Linked DNA regions of Homo sapiens: region 1 is linked to region 2. Evidence: read pairs that join two places in POLR2A ChIA-PET (ENCODE). Cell type or tissue: A673. All regions are shown on one strand. Links, peaks and the distances in the headings refer to the core of each region. The heading gives the core; the rest is flanking DNA.

Region 1 (2,808 bases), core at 84-2,583, 62 kb after region 2:
ATGAGTTCATGCCTTGGAGAGCCTAGAAATGGGGAAATGAGTTGGATAAAGGTTATGTGTATGCTTGAAGTTTTCTCAGCAACATTTTTTTTTTTTTTTTTTTTGAGACCGAGTCTCGCTCTTGTCGCCCAGGCTGGAGTGTCATGGCGCGATCTCAGCTCACTGCAACCTCTGCCTCCTGGGTTCAAGCGATTCTCCTGTCTCAGCCTCCCAGGTAGCTGGGATTACAGGCGCCCACCCTCAAGCTCGGATAATTTTTATATTTTCAGTAGAGACGGAGTTTCACTATGTTGGTTGGCCAGGCTGGTCTCAAACTCCTGACCTCAGGTGATCCACCCGCCTCAGCCTCGCAAAGTGCTGGGATTACAGGCATGAGCCACTGCGCCCGGCCCTCAGCAACTTTTATAAGAGATGTTGCAAATTGAGAAGAAAGCAAAGAGAAGACAGATCTCTCTCTCTCTAGCAAAAGGACGGATCTCTTAAGAGACCAAAAATCTGTGCCTTCCCAGGAAGTAAGCATTTATATTTTCAGCTATCTAAGTTTGATGGACAGATTCCAGACACTTCAGGGGAGGTGCTTCAGCAGCCTCACATTTTGTTCAATTTCATAACCAAACTTGACAGTCAAGGTGGTTCCTGTCCCTAGGGAGCAGAAGCCTGCAAAGAGGAGGACTGGCATCAGCAAGGCAGCTGAAATGCATCTGTGCTCATCTGTGAATCTTCAAAAGACAGTGGGGGAGGGGACAAAAGGGAATAAAGAGGAAAGGCAAAGAAAAAGTAGAGCCCTCTGACTAAGCTTCCAGGGATAATGTGTTCGTGGCTTATGCTTACAACTTTTTGTGGGTTTCTTCTTTGCCTTAGGTATGGCACTAGGTGCCCCAGAAGTGTGCAACCAGGTCACCTCATCCCAGTCTGTCCGGGGGCTTCTCCCTTGTACTGCCCAGCAGCAACAGCAGCAGCAGCAGCAGCAACTTCCTGCTCTCCCACCCACGCCTCAGCAACAGCCACCCTTGAATAATCACATGATCTCACAGGTGAGTCACCACTCAGTGTCAGAGTCCTCTCCACTCTGATTCAAGCAAACTTTAGATGTACCGTCATGTCTCTTGTGCTGTGGGTGGCAGGAAGGATCAGTTTTTGGAGACATGCCACTCTCTCCCCCATTTCTCATTTGTTAGTTGTAGGGAAAGAAGAACCTTGAGCAAAGGTTTTGCCAAATAACTACTGAGTCAGCTTGGGGGTTTTTTGCTTTATATTTCTTCCTCTGCTTCCTGAACATTGTCAGTAGAATCTTTTATTTCATACCACATTTCTACTGTACCCCATCTCCCTCTATGTCCATGTGTAATTAACAAGGCATTTTTTTCCATTACATCTATATATTGGAACTTGAAAAGATTATAACTTCCACCATCATCTGACCAACTATGTGGACCCATAAACACCTATTTATGTGTTGGGGTTTGCGGAAAAAAGAAATAACACTCAAGACCCCTTCCATACATATGCCACGAAACACAAAGACTCCAAATGTGTCTTTGTTTTCCATGACTCAAAAGGGCTGTATCCTTCTCCTTCTGTTGCTGGACTGGTAAATGTTGGTACCAACTAGAGTTTAAGTGAAGTTTTGCATCTGTGGAGACCAGGAAGGTCATTAGCCTAAGAATCAGTCCTGTTCTAAACCAGAACTTCAGTATTCTGTTTTATTTCTTTCTTTTAATTTTTAAAAAATGTATTGTTATTATTATTATTTTGAGATAGGGTCTTGCTTATGTTGCCTAGGCTGGTCTCAAACTTGTGGGCTCAAGTGATCCTCCCTCCTTGGCCTCCTAAAGTGCTGAGATTACAGGCATGAGCCACCATGCCTGGCCATTGTCATTAAGGTGACTATGTTTAAAAGTCACCTTAAGGCCAGGCATGGTTGCTCAAGCCTGTAATCCCAGCACTTTGGGAGGCTGAGGCGGGTGAATCACCTGAGGTCAGGAGTTCAAGACCAGCCTGCCCAACATGGTGAAACCCGGTCCCTACTAAAAATACAAAAATTAGCCACGTATGGTGGCGGGTGCCTGTAATCCCAGCTACTAGGGAGGCTGAGGCAGGAGAATCGCTTGAACCCATGAGGCGGAGGTTGCGGCGAGCCGAGATCGCGCCACTGCTCTCTAGCCTGGGCGACAGAGTAAGACCCTGTCTCAAAAAAAAAAAAAAAAAAAAAAGTCACCTTAATACTCCGAGCAGAGCTGTGCTGAGATCTTCACTTACTCCCTTCTCACACGAATAGAGCTCTTTTTGAGGAGAGCCCCATACTTTATCCTGAAGTATTCTCTGGTAGCTGGAAAGCCCATGTGTCTGCAGTCTTTTCTGCTGTAGTTTACATTCTCATGTTACCTCCCAGGCTCCCTCATCCCTCTGCTTATTAGTCCAGCTTGGCCTTAGATATATTTCTTCCCTAGGTGTAAGAAGCAAGTCCCAAACACTAATACCCCATGAACTAGAAACTAGAGTGCAAAGACCCCAGAATGGCCCAGTATTGCCCTATCTCAAATATTGTGAAATGAAGCTGAAACAAAGAACAGTGAAGATCTAGGAAATCCTACTTTGTGTCTAAATGTAATTTGCATGCAAGTCATTGCAGTCCTCTATCTTAGTCTAAGTCAGTTCTTTCTATAGTCCTAACTTTCTTGTTCTACCACCATCTACCCCAGTAAGTCTCGTTCACTTCAGTTTACCTTGCTCCCTACTGAAGCATAGTGTCCTTGTATGTGTACTTTTCTCTGTCTGTGTCTTAATTCAAACCTGTAAGTGGGTAAA
Region 2 (2,808 bases), core at 31-2,530:
CTATACATTATTTTTTGCTGTTGCAGATCATGCACTGCCTGTAATGTTCATTACTTCCTGAGCAATAGAGATTATTACTATCCTTCCTTGGGCTCTTAAAAATTAAGATCCGAGGCTAGGCTCGGTGGCTCACGTCTGTAATCCCAGCATTTTGGGAGGCCAAGGCAGGCAGATCACCTGAGGTCGGGAGTTCGAGACCAGCCTGACCAGCCTGGAGAAACCCTGTCTCTACTAAAAATACAAAATTAGCTGGGCCTGGTGGCGCATGTCTGTAATCCTAGCTACTCGGGAGGCTGATGCAGGAGAACCGCTTGAACCGGGAGGCGGAGGTTGTGGTGAGCCAAGATCGCGCCATTGGACTCTAGCTTGGGCAACAAGAGTGAAACTCCGTCTCAAAAAAAAAAAAAAAAAAAAATTAAGACCCGAGGGTCATATCTAAGCTTGCCGTTCCAGAGCCATGTATACTTTCTCAAATAATTACTTTTCTTTCCTGGTCTCCTTTGTACCAATTTCTTTATTTTAATCTACTTATTGTCATCCCTGTACTTACACTCTCCATTACCATCCTTTTTCATCAGTTCTGTCAGTAAGATGCCTTCATGGTTTCCTTATTCCCTCATTTTATAGCCAAAGTATTTTTCCCTTCCTTTGGGGGCAAATAATAGGAAGAGGAATAGATAGCTACTGGTATCCTGTGCTGTCTGCCTTCTGCCCCAAAATGAAAAACAATTTTACTAAATATAGCTCGCTGGCAAGAAAATTCTCTATAACAAGGTTTGGTCTTAATTTTACATTTCTAAAGTCCAGCCCAGTAGCTTTTAGGCAAAGATCATATCCCTGACCTCAGTTATTTTGCAGGTGAGAAAAAGGTAAGGTAAATTTAAAGGTGAGCTTTTAATTCAATACATATTTCCAACTTGTTATTCACTAAAGAGACTATTTTGGTATTTCGACATATGTAGCAGAAAGGAGCTGCTGCTGTGTCTTTAAAAGCTATCCTCAGAGCAGTGTGGAGGCAGGCGTGCCACTGAAGTACTTGAATGAGAGCGAGAAGAGGAGGTGGGAGGGGGTGCTCTTACAGCCTCTGTGTGTGTGTGTGTGTGTGTCTGTGTGTGCCTGTGTCTGTGTCTGTGAGTGTATGTGCCAGTGTGACTGTTGGCAGAGCTCTGGATGATATCTCTCTGAACAGCTGGGCCATGGTCGGCTTCAGAGCTGCTTGTCAGAGCAGTTAGTTAGCTGGAGCTCCAGCAGCAAGGATCAGTATCATTTCATTCAAGGGTGAAGGGGGCGGGAGAGGGCTGTGGGTGGGGGAAGAGGCACAGGTTTCCCAGAAGGAATTTCTTCCGGCAAAATTCCGGCAGAACAGATCTTTACAATGAAGTCTCCATTAATAATGTGAGCTCGCTGTTGGTGTAAGTACAGATCCATCTGGGGTGAGTTTTGGATAATTTTCTTTTTTTATATAAAAGTCCTTGAACTCCACAGACTGGGTAGAAAGAAGCTATAAAGATATTTTTCTATCTTGGCTGATTTAACTGTATAGTACACACTAGGGAAATTAGAGAATTTTGAAGTGCTAAGTTTTGTGAAGGTGTTTTAGGCATTTTCATTTGCTGTTTTTTATCTTTAAAATATTATAAAAATTAGGTTTGCTAGAACTTTTACACTATTCAGATTTTACCTCTTCCATGACTATTTCAAGCAATGCTTCATTCAGATGCAGCTTATGAGAACAGTGGTGATTTCTGTTCTCTTTGGTGATGCTGTTGACGCACATTGCAGGAAGCAGGGATTCCCCTATAAATATCCTTCACTGTGTCATTACCCAGCTATCCGCACCTGGCTGGTGAATGTGCCTGTCTGTCCTATATCTTTACGTAACTATCCCCTAGTCTTTAAATGTGATAAGCCTTTGCTATGTCTGGGGAGATTTTTTGATTATGAACATCCTAGGAGGCATTTGTTAAAACCTTTTTACTAAAAAATGCCTTTTGATGTGTTGAGATTGTCACATGGATTTCTTCTGGGTTTATTTATTCTTATTTTGTATTACTTTTTCTTATAATTGGCTTGTTTTTATTTGCTGGCCTTGGCTTCTAAAGAGTGCAGAGATGGGATTCCCTCTACCTCCAGTGACGTAGTGATTTTGTTTGCAGTCTTTTTCTTCTGAGAGGGAGGGGACGGAGAGAAGGAAGAAGAAAAATCCATCTGAAGCGGTGCGTTCTTCCTTCTGTGACTTGATGTTGGTAACTGGGTGCCATTGAATAGAGCTGAAGCCAAAGTGGGATGTTTTAAAGGTGCTATAATTTTGTTTGTTTCCTTTTAAAATAGGGTCAGACCGAAGTCAGAATTGCTGAAGCAGGGTGCCTGAATTAACCCTATATGTCCTGCTGTTAATTTTACCTAATTACGTTTTCTAAATAAGGAAAGATAAAGAACTCATGAGCAGGTTTCTGGAACCAGGATCCATGAATAATTTTGGTTGAGTTTTGGATTTGGAATTTTTCTGCCTTATTTGCACAGACAGTTTGTACACTGTTTCTCAGACCTAAAAAATAGGTAGTTATGTAAAATTCCTTGACATTGTAGTTTAGAACAAAATTCTAATTTTGATGTATGTAGCTAAAGCGAAGCTTTAGGAAGAAATTGTTATATATACTCTTAGGTGTGAGCATAACAGCCCAACCCATTTTTTTTTTTTTTGGATTGAGTATCTGGGCTTCCAGTCGCTTTTCATGCAATTCCATTTTAATACCGCTGATTTCTAGAGGGCTGCAGAGGTCAGTTTGAAAAACTCAGTAAACTAGA

The links. ChIA-PET counts read pairs that join two places held together with the same protein. Peaks named below come from ENCODE experiments on the same cell type or tissue, not always from the same donor. Only the 100,000 strongest peaks of a DNase experiment are listed, where the experiment ranks them.
Region 1: POLR2A ChIA-PET joins it to region 2 with 15 read pairs; 6 of 35 experiments call an interaction of 5 or more read pairs at or near these places.

The regions. Positions count from the first base shown.
Region 1 is chr12:57,278,584-57,281,391 of GRCh38, reverse strand. It overlaps R3HDM2 (R3H domain containing 2), which reads left to right. Exons shown (of 24, transcript NM_001394031.1): 14 at 862-1,034. Among named protein-coding and RNA genes, the nearest start is that of STAC3, 29 kb to the right of the region's middle. RefSeq lists an enhancer at 413-1,612. In A673, for the core only: no CTCF peak of the experiment used is centred there; DNase peaks (open chromatin) are centred at 681 and 1,031; H3K27ac peaks cover 497 bases.
Region 2 is chr12:57,340,794-57,343,601 of GRCh38, reverse strand. All of the region lies in intron 2 of R3HDM2 (R3H domain containing 2), which reads left to right. Among named protein-coding and RNA genes, the nearest start is that of R3HDM2, 89 kb to the left of the region's middle. In A673, for the core only: no CTCF peak of the experiment used is centred there; a DNase peak (open chromatin) is centred at 1,091; H3K27ac peaks cover 1,577 bases.